2 separate regions of the Homo sapiens genome follow, and region 2 is linked to region 1. A link is a contact called in ENCODE Hi-C or POLR2A ChIA-PET data. All regions are on one chromosome and are shown on one strand. The core of a region is the stretch at or near the end of the contact, and the rest is flanking DNA. Distances in the headings are between cores, read along the strand shown. Region 1 holds the start of PPM1B-DT (PPM1B divergent transcript). Region 2 holds the start of MCFD2 (multiple coagulation factor deficiency 2, ER cargo receptor complex subunit).

Region 1 (6,778 bases), core at 1,337-3,836:
CCTGTCAACCTGTGAATCAGCTGTTCTTAGAAGCACAGTTACTTGGACACTACACTATTCCTTCAGATGATGTAATCTTAAGGAATTTAGTAATTAGGTGAATTACTAACATAAAACAGTATTTACTGACATGACTAAATTGAAAGGCCTTTCACCTATTCCTAGAGTCTTCACAGAAATCAGACACCCAGTGTAAGAAAACGGTGTTGAAAGCTCTGCTGGTCACTTCAAAGAGAACAATCACTTCAACAAATCCAGAGGATAATGTACTAGAAACTGGGGAAATCTTACAGTATGAAAGCTCAAATAAAAATACTCGTGCTAATATACAGCAACAAAAAGAACCACTGCAGAAACTGTTGTAAGACTTCATGAGAGCAAAAACAAATGAAGAGGCGAAAACACAACAACCATTAAGACAAAAAAAAAGACAAAGAAGGCATTGAGAGAAGAAGCACAAAATAAAGATTATCCCTGAAAATGTGTGGACTAAAATATTCTGTTCTAAATACTTAATTTTAAAATTTCGATTAGAACAACACACTGTCCATTTGGCAGACCTACAAAAACATTTCCTTAAAAAATTACCATTACTTCAACTATATTTTTAAAAGGCCTGTACACTTGGAAAAGACTATCATAATAATTAGAATAACTTGTCTCACTATTTACTTAGAAATGCCCCATTTAAAAGTAGGCCAACAATAGGAACTTTGCTATTGCACAACAGAGAAAGTAAATGAAATAACATCTATTAACATTCAGCGTCCATGGCATGTTTCTCCATCTCCTAGAACATACTGTGACTTACACTGTCTACTCTGAACAATTTACCACTTCTTCATCCATGCAGTAGCTCAAATAAAGACAGTTCCTGTGTTAATCCCACAGTAAGCCTCAGTAATTCTCACATCACCGTAGTTGTAAACGTTTGTTAACAGAAAAAGAATGTTTTTCCTAAAATAGCTACATAACACTAAGACTACTCAAATTCCTAAATAATCCTTTTACAACATGCCTGCCAACTTTATTTTGATACATTAAACATGTGGAGCCTATTTTAAAAGCTCTTTAACTGTGACTATCAAAACAACTTCCCAGTTATTAACGTCTCTTTTTAAAAAAGTTTTCAAGTTGTTCTTAGAAGAAATTGAATATTGATGAATTTGGGCTGCTATCAAACGCCTAAGAAGCACTTTTTTTGCCGAATAAGATGGGCAAACGTCCCAGATCTGCTAAATCTGATATGAGAGGTCATGCAAGTTTAAAAAATGAAGAAATAACTATTTCCAACACTCACTGAGTCCTTCATTTAAAAAATTATTTTCGGTGTTATTTTCACACTTTACGTTTAATAATACAATTTTTTCAAGGTTGTTAGGCTTAAACTATGAAAAACTGATTTACCACATATGGCTAGTCAGTCTATACTCTTAATGGGGCTCCGGTAGATTTGGGGTACTGACAATAAGTGGCAGTTTCAATTAAGAACTTCACTGTTAGGAATGACATCCGAAAAGGATGGTGCTAGGGAAGACAGGCAAGAGATGCCGGGGTACGAAGAAAAGAGAAACACACAATTTAAAGCCACTAAGGAGGGAAGGCGAGGGTAGAACGCATAGACAGCAGAGAAAGACGATTTAACAAGGAAGTGAAGTGGAGCGCAGAGTAGGGCAGAAGCTGATGAGGAAACGAATGGTAAAAGATAGTGTTTTCAAACAGGGCATGCACCAGGAAGAGAAGCGCCAAGGCTTGGGGTAGCCCCAGTGCTTTCGTGTGAAAGAGATGCTTGCAGACTGAAGCGGAGGGAAGAGAGAATCAGTCAGCTTCCAGGCGTTCCAGCAAACTCCCATTCTCTCCCTGCGCCTCTCCCAGACCTCAGCCCAGCGGAGGCGGCGGCCGGGGAAGGGGCCTATACCCGAGAGCCAGGCCCGGCGTTCCCCTGCCTAGGCTCCGCGGCAGCAGGGAAAGCAGCGAGGATTCGGAAGGACAGAGGCCCCGGCCGCGGCTCGGCAGCACCGCGAAAACCTGCCCAGGGCCCGGGGCCTCGGCGGCGCGGCCGGTCAGCCGCTTCCCCTCCGGCGGGGTGCCGGGCGGCCTTACCTGAGGCAAGGGAGGGAGAAGATGTCTAGGGCGCCTCGCTCGCGCCCGCCGCGGTACTCAGCCCAAGTTTCCAACGGAGGCGCGACCCTGACTCAGCCGCCGCTTCCCCCTCGGGGTCTCGACCGCCGCCTCCGGGGCTGTTTACACCGCCCGGCCCCTCACGCCGCCGCCGCCGCCGATGCCGCCTTCTCTCCACCCTAGCGCCGTTGCCGATTCGGCCGCCGCCACCTCCTCCGCCGCAGCCTCGTCTCTCTGGAGCATCTTCCAACCACCGAACCCTGAGAATCAGAGACTCCAGCCGCGCCGGCAGGAAACTCCCCCGCAACTGCTAGGGGAACGAGGCCGTCAGAGCACCGGCGGCTTTTCCGCCATTGAGCAGAAGCCGCTCGGCTCCTTTTGCAACCCCCTCCCCGCACCCTAGTCCTTCCCCGCCCCTCAGGGTGCCCCGCCTCCAGCTGCCACCCACTGGGATGCCGCGCGCCCTCTCACGGCCCCCGGTTTGCTGGGAGTCTTGTCAATCACCGCTCCCCCTCCCCGTGCTGCTCCCTCGGCACCTCCGTACTTCGTTTACCCCGCCCACCCGGCCCCGCCTCTGGGTTTCTAATTTCCCATTGGGCATCAGTGGCTACTTTCAATAGGCAAGGTCAGCTGTCCATCAAACACCGCCCACTAAGTGAGACCCAACCCTTTATTACCATTTACTTTATTCGGCCCCGCCTCCGCTAGGTCCTACCTCCCGAACGTCAGGGACCAGCCCCCGCTACCAGCCATAAGTAGAGCCCTCCGTCAATCAAATAACGCCCACCTGCGCTCCTCCTAGCAAAGCCCCGGCCCCAGCGATTGTCTTTTCTTATTGGTCCAACTCGTGATCCGAACCCCCAGTCACTGGCTTTCTTGCGGGTCAGTCACTGAGCCAATTTCCAAGTCCGTCACACCGGCTTTTTTCAAATGAACGCGCAAAAGGCGGGGAAGTATCTGGAAAGCGATTGGTTCGTCCTAGAAAACGGTCAAACCCGGAGAGTCTGTACGGATCCTTTCCGTTCTGTGAGGACCGTGCCCCCTTGTATTTGACCTCTAAGCCTCGCGTAAAAGAAGCGCCATAAGGGACCAACGAGCAGTCCAGCTATAGGTGTGGACGCCTGGTCCCACCCGGAATTGCAGGGGCTTGGCTACTGATTGGCTAAGAAAGTCCTCCTAGGCCCTCATTGGAGGATCTAAACGCCTCTCTTCGGCGTGGAGACGGGAAGGGACGACTCAGACGAGGACAAGAAGTGGGCAGGGGAGAGGCGGTTGTTTTGCTTCAGCCGCGGGTGGGGCGCAGGCGAGAGTGGGAAACTGGGAAGGCCGGGCTCTGGGGAGGTGTTGCGGGGAGGGGAAAGGCCCGGATGTTCCCTAACAATGAAATCATCGCCGACCTATCAGAGCCGCCGAGCTGGGATACCTGCCTGACCTGTACCCCGGAGGGAGAAGAGTGGGCGGGAAATTGGGGTGTCGGAAGAACCTGGAAAGCAACGTGAGAAAGTGGGACAGGTGTTCCCTTCAGGAGGATTTTGTGCTATTAGAGATTATTTTTATACCAGCCCTTGACATTTCCGTATTTTGTTTCTCAGTCGGCATTGATATTAAAACTCCCAGCCTAGTCTCTTGACATGGACTTGTTCATTTCGCAGTTATTGAGCGCCTACTGTTTGCCAGGTACTGTATGTAGAACTGGAGATACAAAAATAAATTAGGCAATCGCAGTACAAGATGATAGGTACTACAATTGAAACATGCACAAGGGCTGGTGACGACATAAAGGGTCTTCCTTGTGCATAGGTTTACCAAGAAAGGCTTCACAAAGACACAGGATGAGTCAAGAATGAATGATAGGGGTTTAACAGGCCGATGGGGAAAGTGGACATGACTCCTCCAGCTATCAAATTAGACGATGCTGCCATGTTAATTCTCCAAACGAGAAACAAAAGTGTAATAGAGGTATTCTAATACTTACCTTAGGATATATATATATATATATATTTTTTTTTTAATCCGAATGTCCTAAAAGAACTTAAACCTATTTCCTACTTTGGTGTAAAATGGTTTGGGCAGACAATTTAAGCTTAGACCCAACAGAGTGCTATTCAGGTTAGGGGCTGTCAATGTTTTATAGAAAAGGGCAAATTTAGTAATAGGACAATTGTCCAGGCCGTCATAAGGACGGCAGAAACAAAGACTTAATTGCAATTCGGGTTTTTTTGTTTTTTGAGCAAGCATATTTTACTTTTTAATAAGACAAATCTGAAAAAGCAAACGCGGTCCAAAAAGCATGTGATTCGGTAAGAGAGATTTTAAAAAACCAAAAAACCGTATCTTCTTTTCACCCCAGATCTTATTAACTGTGTGTTTTCCTCTTCGAGAACTTGTATCGTCAATAACGTCATCGTGAACCAGACTAGCAGTGTGGATCATTTCTGCAATTAAGGCTATGGCGCGGTGGCTGGCTTGCACATGTCAAATTAACAGACAGCAATGCTTTTTAACAGACGCCGCCTAGAACCTTCTCAGCAATCAGCTTGTGAAAATTGGACATCGGATCGGGAGTTGTTATGATGGATATTACATGCTCGGGCCATTAGCACCCCAATAATTGGTCGAAAGGCTTTTCCTTTTCCATCAAAGTAGTACTCAGACATTTCCTGAAGTTCTGTTGTTGATATGAGCAGTTCCTTTCTAATGTCCTCATACAGACCTTTCAAGTCTCTGCAACCGAATTTGAAAGGATCGGTGATCTGTATATTTCTCACCACTGTGTGTTTTACTGTCCGGGGTTGTGTGATAAAACCGTGATATACTGTATACATTTGGACAGGCAGATGTTAAGCGCTTCACAAGACTAAAATAGGGTATCTGAGACAAGCCGAATCCCTTCCGCCTATGAGCCTGAGCGCGGGCGCCGGCAGCGGCGCGCGGCCCTGGAGGCCCTGCAAGGCCGGGGGAGCCGGGCACACCGCCACCAGCGTGAGGCCATGGTCGGAGACTGAAAGTCGCGGCAGGGTGGCGGCTCCGCCTCTGCAATTCAGATTTTTAAAACCTACTCATCAAGTTTGTGTGAGAATGGTGTTTCTTACAGCATGGTGAATAGACCACCAGCATCCGAATCATCTGGGATTCTGGGATAGAGATTCCCAGGTCCACTCATGCCTACAAATCAGGGACTCTGGGGACAAGGCTCAGAAAGGTGAATTTTAAAATAGCTCCCCAGATGATTTTTTTTTTTTTTTTTTTGAGACGGAGTCTCACTCTGACGCCCAGGCTGGAGTGCAGTAGTGCAATCTCGGTTCAGTGCAACCTCCGCCTCCCAGGTTCAAGTGATTCTCCTGCCTCAGCCTCCCGAGTAGCTGGGATTGCAGGCACCCACCACCACGCCTGGCTAATTTTTGTATTTTTAGTAGAGACGGGGTTTCACCATGTTGGTCAGGCTGGTCACAAACTCCTGACCTCAAGTGATCCTCCCGCCTCAGCCTCCCAAAGTGCTGGGATTACAGGCGTGAGCCACCGCACCTGACCTGCAGATGATTTTTATGCGCATCAATGTTTGAGACCCTCTGGCACAGGATAATGGAGGCAGATGTAAAGTAAATTAATTTCCTCACTTTTGCATGTTGGGAGAACATATGTATATCTCACATTTCCACTGTCCCCTTTATTATCAGCGTGAGATCATACAGTCCGCAGGAAGTATTATTGAAGTGACTTATAAAAAAATTAAATTTTCTTTAATCACACTCCATTGCCTGACACCCCTTATGTAAGCAGAAGGGAGTCTGAGACCTCAGCTTCTAAAATGGGAACCATGCTAAGGATAAAAAACTGAAGACATTTAGGGACCCTTGTCCTGTGAATACAAGCAACTACAGAAAGGCATGAGAACAGTTTCTTGGCTTGCTTGACTTCCTTCTCACCTTCCCTTGGTTGACCCAAAAACAAATACAAAGCTCAGTCATTTAGGTGGGCTGATAATTCCATATCATTCATACTTTCAATCACCAAGAGCAAAAAAAAAAAAAGTATGGAGACACCCCAGAACAGATTTGAAGGTTAACTTTGTTGTATGCTTTATTTGCTTAAAATACTAAACCATTAAAGAAAGCCCAACAAGAGTCACAACTTTGAAAACTGCTGTTTACCATCATAAACATAATGTGTCATAAACCCTGAGTACCATCATAATGTGCTCTGCTACGAACTAGCTGTGTGACTTGAGCTAGTAACTAAGCTATCTGAGCCTTGGTTTGTTCTGCAAAATGGGAATCGTAACATCTTTCTCCAGAGCCACATGAAGAGTTTTAGAGTCTCTTAGTAATGCAAATCATTCCCCAATATATAGTTTTAAATAAAAACAATATTAAATGTAATGTAGAAAAAGTTGGGTGAGGAAATCACATGATCACCCCTAGCTGCAAGGGAGCCCAAACAATCAGGGAACTGCGAGGTCACAAGTTGCTTAGAGCAGAGATTCCCAGTCTTTACCAAGCATCACAATCTCTTTAGATGTCATTTATACTCACCACTCTTTTGAAATTATTATAATTATTATACTCATCACTAGATCTTGTTATTTCATGCATTAATAAAGAAGCATAGGCTGGGCGTGGTGGCTCATGCCTGTAATCCCAGCACTTTGGGAGGCTGA
Region 2 (7,187 bases), core at 12-2,511, 2.7 Mb before region 1:
AGGCAACTTTCAAGGCATCTAACTACTTAGCCACTTTCTTTGTCTTTCCTGTCCGGACCCAGGCTCATTTGAAAAACGATTATGTACCTTTATGGACAGAAATGGGAGAAGGGCTTTAAAAAAAACGACCGTCCTGCCGGGAGTGGTGGCTCACGCCTGTAATCCCAGCACTTTGGGAGGCTGAGGCGGGAGGATCAAGAGGTCAGCAGTTAGAGACCAGCCTGGCCAACACGGTGAAACCCCGTCTCTACTAAAAATACAAAAATTAGCCGGGCAAGGTGGCACGCGCCTGTAATCCCAGCTACTCGGGAGGCTGAGGTAGGAGAAGAGCTTGAACCTGGGAGGCGGAGGTTGCAGTGAGCCGAGATCCCACCACTGCACTCCAGCCTGGGACAGAGCGAGACTCCGTCTCAAAACAAAACAAAACAAAACAAAAAAACAAAACGACCGTCCTACACTCATTTATCCATCAGGTCAATGGATACTTACTGAATGTTAATCTTGTATAGGAGCACAGGTGTAAGGGCAGGATTATACAGGGATGAATTCGATACAGGGATGATGTATTCGTTTCCCTATTTGTTCATGAGTCTGTTTTTAAGTAATCTGTCCTCTCTTGAATGTCAAAAGCTGCTGATTTCACGAACGGTACATGGAAGATGGTATTTGAACTGGGTCGCATAGTCTTGCTGGGACTCCCGTGGAAGCGAACGGGGACAGCGGCTGCCGCAGCTTGTGCAGTGGAGCTGGCAGACGCTGGAAGCAGGCCAATCTTGAAACGTAGGGTCCAAGGCCGGCTCCAGCGTGTTGTGGTCGTTTCATCAAGAAGGAATTAGCATTCCTATTATCTTTCTTCCCAACTTGCAGCAGGACGAACCAAGAGACCTGAACCAAGAGCCCTGTATAGGAGGGGGTGAGCGGAGTTGGGAGCCAGCTTTGGGGTCCGCCCCATCCGGATCCGCCATCCTACGTCGCCCGTGGAACTACGTTCCTGAGGGCTTCCGGCGTTGCCTAGCAACTGCCGGGCCCCTAGGGCGTCCAGCGGCCCAACTGGAGTGGAGCCGAGTGTCGCCCTTGGGAAAGCAGGTAGAAGAACTGCGTCAGTCCCGCCAGTGCTGGGCCCGGGCCGATTACACGTGGACTCACGCGAGCCGTCCTCACAGCCCGCCGCCGCCAGCGGGAGGGGCCCGGCGGCGCCAATGGGCGGGCGGCAGGGAGCGCGCGTGCGCAGGGCAGGTCGGGGGGGGGGGGGGGGCGGGGCGAAGCCGAGGAAGAGCGTTTTGGGGACGGGGGCTGGTGAGGCTCACGTTGGAGGGCTTCGCGTCTGCTTCGGAGACCGTAAGGGTGAGTGAACTAGCGCACTCTCCGCAGCGGGCGGGATCCCGGCGCCTCTCCTGTGGGCTGGAGGCTTGGGCTCAAGATGAGAGGCAGGAGTAGTCTGGGGGCGCGGGCTGGGCCCCCAGGCCGTCTCGGGACGCTTAACCGGCTAGGAGCACGGCCTGTCTCCCGGGGCGGAAGCCTGTGCCCCACCGGGGGCTCTGGAGCCAGACGGGGCCGACTGGGCAGATCTCCGCCCCCTTCCCTGGTCCCTAGGGGCCCGAGGATCGGCCTGTGGGACCAGCTGTGTCGGGTGGACACTGCTCCTGGCCCGGCCCAAAAGCAGCGGGCCGGAAGCCTTACTCTCCCTCTGCTCCTTGTTCCCTCTCTCGGGGAGACCACAGGTCCTGTCGGGCCCGGCGGGGGAAGCTGATCTCCTGTTGTATTCCCTCTCTGGGCATGGCCATCCACCCGGGTGCCCAAGCCAGAATTGGGCATCATTCTCACTTGCTTCACTCCTTTACCCACCCACATCGAATCCCTTGCAAAGTTGTCTTGGATACGTTCATTCTCCAGTCCCATCCCCCTGCCCTACCTAGTTCAGGCCACCTTTTCTTCTCTGGACTACCTCGGTGTCTTCCTGATGATCCCTGCATCTCTTCTTCATCCTCTGTAGTTTGTTCTATACAGAGAGGCTACAGCCATGGTCTTAAAACAGAAATCTGATCATGTGACCAGAAGCGTCCCCCCATTCCCTTATCACCCTTTGGTGGATTCTCATTGCTCTTCCAAGCTCTTGAACGGGGCTTGCAAAGCCCTTCATGACCTGTCTTCCTTTAACTTTAGATTCATTTGTCTCGACTGTACTGTGTCTTCAACCATACTGAATCTTTTTTGGTTCTTAGATCAGAACAAGTTCCTTCTGGGCTTACATGTTCCTTCAGTATGTTCGCTATGTCTGAGGCACTGTCCTTTGGTTGAAATAATCCTTCTTATCCTTTATGTGTTATTTCAGGTGTCAGTTGGGGATTTCGTGGTACCCCATGGGTGTCTGCCTGCCGGTCTCTCTTTTCTACCAGGTTGTAATCTGTGTGAGAGGAGTTTGTCGAGGTCATAGTACTATCTTCAGTACCTTGTGCTGTTAGTACGGTCATTAAATGTATAAATGCAGCATGGGTGCTCCTTGGGCTCCCTAGATGAACAAATAGATCAAGTTATTAATATTAAATGCCTGCTTTTTCAGAACCAATTCTCAACCCTCAGTCCGTGTAGAGGTTTCTTTAGCTTAGGAAGTTGGTTATTTTCTTGCCTTCATTCCAGGACCATGACAGGGGTAAGTGACAAAGTACTGGTCAGTTTTTCTTTGGCATTGGCTGTGGGTACAGGATGTCTGGATGTTGGTGAGTTTGGCTGCTTTGGGTTTGAATTCTTAACCAAGGGCCCCTTGAGGGAGAAGCTGCTACTAGCTGCTGGCAGGAAGGCTGGCCCCAAACTTAGTGCTGATAGGACTGATGACACACCAGGAAGAAAGGGTTGGGCCAGGTCAAACCACTGGAAGCCTCCAAAGGAAGTTCCAGCTTAGGCTAGATCCGCTGTGGGATAGGGAACAATACACCTAGGTGCCAAGACTCACTTCCCTGATTCAGCGATGAGCCAGGTCAGCTCAGCAGAGATCAGTAAGGTAAATGAGAGCCAGAGGAGAGAGGGTCCTGACTCTCAGAGAGGGAGGAAAAGAGAAAAATGGAAAAGGAGAACAACCTGTGATCGTATGTTCAGGTCAAATGAGTGTGAGAGGCTACAGACTGAGGTCGGATGAGAGAGCAATTGGTCTTGGCTGGAAGAATCCTGAGGTGACATTTGAACCTGTCCTGGAAGGAAGTTGGAGATGGACAGATGGAACCAGTAGGAGCGGAGGCTGTGGTACAGGAAGAGGCTGGCAGAGCAGGAGGGGAGCACTGTGACAGCCAAGGCACTGGGAGGCGCACTGCTCCTGATGGTCCAGCACTGCCCTCCCAGGACTGAGGCTGCGCCTTGTGAGGGCTGTCTCAAGGTATGGGTTGTGCCCTGAAGTCCCTTTGCAGAAATTTCTCCTCCGTTGGGTTTTTCTTCAGCCTGGCCTTTATAATTTCCTAAAGAAGGCCAGTGAGCTGGGGCTTATCTTCAGGCTGTTAGCCCATGGCCTTGAGCTAAGTAGTTAGAGCATGGATGATGCAACCTGTTATTTGGGTAGAGGGAGTTGCTTATGCTTTCTCTTGACTGTCAGCAGTTTAATTTGTTAGGTGGCAGTTAGATTCCCTGTTTTCTATCTTTCCCTCCCTCGCCTGCCTTCTTTCCTTTCTTCCTCTCTCTCTCTCTCTTTTTCTAATTAGAGAGGGAGTCTCACCATGTTGTCCAGGCTGGTCTTGAACTCCTGGGCTCAAGTGATTCACTTGCCTCAGCCTCTCAAAGTATTGAGATTACAGGCATAAGCCACCATGCCCAGCCCGATTCCCTGTTTTCAGTGTACCACTTGGAGGAATTTTTTTTCTTTATGTTTATCGATTTGGCTTTTGTTGCATTCCAATGATTAGAAACCTGCAACAGCAAACCAAAATGAGACAAGTTCAAAATCAGTGATTCTTGGCCTTTATCCCACCTCCCTTAAAGAAGGGATATTTTGGACTCATAGTTACTACATGATTAATCACTTGGTTGCTTTTTGGTGTTATCTAAATAGAATTTCCCCCACCCCCAACACACACACACCAAATTGATATACTAAGCATCCAATCACATAGTTGGAGGAAATGGTGCCATGAGTTCCATGATAGATATCTCCAAAAGAAAAGTTTCATCTTCAGTTACAGTGACATTAAAAATTGGCAGCATATCTGCAAAGGTGGTAATCCCCCCAGCTCCCCAAGGACCATGGCACACAGGCTAAGAACCAGCAGCTTCTGTTCCAGGCACTGTGCCTGATACTGGGAATGTGGATTCAGTCCAAGTCCTCTTAAAGCCCATCCAGCAAGGGGCACTGACAAGTAATCAGGCAGTTTTTCAAGAATTCATTCACACACAAGAAAACAAAAGAAAAAAAAGAATTAATTTGCAGCTGTCATCAGCTGTGGACGGGAGCCTTCTGAAGGGAAGCACTTGGGAGCCTGCAGGACGAATACCTACACCAGACTTGGAATTGAAAAGACCTCACTGGAGAAAGAGACATTTGATGTAAATGAGTCTGAAAGGCTTGGGAGGAGCTTGATTCCCTTCTCTGATCCTTCCTGTCCCAGAACTCTAAGATGTGTGGTCAGAACAAGTTGTTCTGCTATGGCCTAGGCAGTCACTGCTAGGAGTAACCTGAAACCTTGTTTTGTGGTACCAGGTACAGTGGCAGTGGCCTTGTCAGGGTCTGGACACGTTTAAAAAATTTTTTTGAGACAGTCTCACTCTCTTGCCCAGGCTGGAGTGCAGTGGTGTGATCTTGGCTCACTGCAATCTCTGCCTCCCGGGTTCAAGCAATTCTTGTGCCTCAGCCTCCCAAATAGCTGGGATTACAGGTGCACGCCACCATGCCCAGCAAATTTTTTTTTGTATTTTTAGTAGAGACGCATTTTGCCACATTGGCCAGGCTGGTCTCAAACTCCTGACCTCAAGTGATCCACTTGCCTCGGCCTCCCGAAGTGTTGGGATCATAGATGTGAGCCACTGTCCCTGGCCAAGGTCTGGGCACTTTTATTTGGTAAAATTGGAAGTGTAGTTTCTGACTGTTTCTGAATTATTTTGTGGAGATAAGAATTAACCGGAAACTCCTTTTGTATCCGATCCATATAGTATTGGGACAAAATTATGGGATAGATTACATTGAATACATATTCATAAAAAATGGTAGCAGATCTCGGCTCACTGCAGGCTCCACCTCCGGGTTCATGCCATTCTCCTGCCGCAGCCTCCCAAGTAGCTGGGACTACAGGTGCCCGCCACCACGCCTGGCTAATTTTTATTTTTGTATTTTTAGTAGAAACGGGATTTCACCGTGTTAGCCAGGGTGGTCTCGATCTCCTGACCTCGTGATCTGCCCGCCTCGGCCTCCCAAAGTGCTGGGATTACAGGCACGAGCCACCATGCCGGCTGAAAATCACAATTCTAATCTCATGTCTCAAGATAATCTTTGTTATTAGTTTGTGTAGGAAATACACATTTTTATTTTACAAAAGTGTATTATTCTTTATTGCTTTTTTGCAGCCTGTTCTTTTTCATTCAATATATATTGAGCATTCTTTCCTATTAAGTATGACATATTGCTTTTTTTTTTTTTTAAACTACAGATATAAAAGGTCTGAGGTGGCCGGGCACGGTGGCTCATGCCTGTAACCCCAGCACTTTGGGAGGCCGAGGCGGGTGGATCACCTGAGGTCTGGAGTTCGAGATCAGCCTGGCCAAGATGGTGAAACCCTGTCTCTACTAAAAACACAAAAATTAGCTGGACGTGGTGACATGCACCTGTAATCCCAGCTACTCGGGAGGCTGAGGCAGGAGAATTGCTTGAACCTGGGAAGCGGAGGTTGCAGTGAGCCAAGATTGCGCCACTGCACTCCAGCCTGGCGAAAGAACAAGACTCTGTCTCAAAAAAATAAAAATTAAAAAATAAAAGGTCTGAGACAGATTGCATTTTGATGTCACTGTTTAGAAGTAGACTAGATTCTAGGTGCTTTTTAGCACCCTGGAAGTTTCTTCCTTTTTTTGGTGGTGGAGGACAGGGTCTCACTCTGTTACCCAGGCTGGAGTGTACTTCAGCCTTGAACTCCTGGGCTCAAGCAATCTTCCTATCTCAGCCTCCTGAGTGGCTGGGACTATAGGGGTGCACTGCTACGCTCAGCTAATTTTTTATTTTTTGTAGAGATGGGGGTCTGACTGTGTTGTCTAGGCTGATCTCAAACTCCTGGCCTCAAGTGATCCTCCTGCCTCAGCCTCCCAAAGTGCTGGGATTACAGGTATGAACCACCATGCCTGGCCTATCCTGGAAGTTAGACATCCCAGTGACTATTGTCCCCTTTAAGGAGGGGGCCATGGGAAGCAATACTGGTAATGGGAAAAACGGATTTGGGAAATTTTTCTAAGTGTTGTAGGGTGGCATACTCACACTTTCAGGGTTCTGCCCTGAGAGCCTTTTAGGATGGGTAAGAGGGACTATAACACCTCTACCTCTCAGCCCCAGGCACAAAGACAGCTACAGCTTCTGAGCTGAGCCCTGTGTGTAGCATGTAAAGGGGATGACCAGTGCCTTATGGTTTGTCTTTACCACTGCTGGTTTGGGGCTGTGGACTACAATTGACCTGTTAGAAATCCCTGGCCTTGTTATCTAGCAGAATCTGTTTTGCCTGTTGGGAAGTGAGTGTTCGGTCAGGTCTTTTGTTTTTGTATGTAGGTCACCTGGCTGTCCTTCACCTTCCTTTTTGAGGTCAGTCTGTCAGCCCTAGGACAGACCAAGACTTTCCATTGAATCAACAATTATTAAAGGCCTGCCTGACCCTTGGCGGGTAATACTGGTGGGGTTAAAGTTCTCCCTGCCCTCCAAGAGCTTGCTCTGTAGCTGACTGTCATCTTATTGACCACAATTCCAAGTGTGGCCAAACCCTGGGAGTTCCTGATGGCATCCTGATTTCTCTGTAACTTTTCTTTCCAGTGCCCGCTCACTGTAGTTACTTGCCACTGTTACCACCCAGGAGGTACAGAACCTTGTCCGCTGCCGCAGACCTTGATCTGACCCGCCTTACCACTCCCTTGGCTACCATGCTCCTGCCTCTAGTCTTGCTTTTGCCACTTCATGCCTTCCCCACTGTGCTGCCAGATGAGTCATTCTGAAACCAAGCTCTGATCTCACCTCCCATTCA

What was found. Hi-C counts contacts between places; a loop is a spot of excess contacts on that map. ChIA-PET counts read pairs that join two places held with the same protein, here RNA polymerase II (POLR2A). Pooled maps may share reads with other maps.
Region 2: a loop to region 1 is called in a map of B cell, with 17 times the contacts of the local background. The contact joins the promoter of MCFD2 here to the promoter of PPM1B-DT in region 1. A Hi-C loop is called at or near these places in 2 of 168 maps with a recorded cell type or tissue (B cell and naive thymus-derived CD4-positive, alpha-beta T cell) and 8 of 50 pooled maps. POLR2A ChIA-PET finds 5 or more read pairs at or near these places in 1 of 52 experiments (activated T-cell).

Annotation. Positions count from the first base shown.
Region 1 is chr2:44,164,600-44,171,377 of GRCh38, reverse strand. It overlaps PPM1B-DT (PPM1B divergent transcript), which reads left to right and starts at 2,586. Exons shown (of 2, transcript XR_940034.3): 1 at 2,586-4,080. PPM1B (protein phosphatase, Mg2+/Mn2+ dependent 1B) reads right to left here and starts at 2,503. Exons shown (of 6, transcript NM_002706.6): 1 at 2,104-2,503. It also overlaps the pseudogene PDSS1P2. RefSeq lists silencers at 1,943-2,152, 2,473-2,802.
Region 2 is chr2:46,909,880-46,917,066 of GRCh38, reverse strand. MCFD2 (multiple coagulation factor deficiency 2, ER cargo receptor complex subunit) reads left to right here and starts at 1,261. Exons shown (of 4, transcript NM_139279.6): 1 at 1,261-1,344. It also overlaps a transcript of TTC7A not described here. RefSeq lists an enhancer at 217-1,191 and a silencer at 1,195-1,274.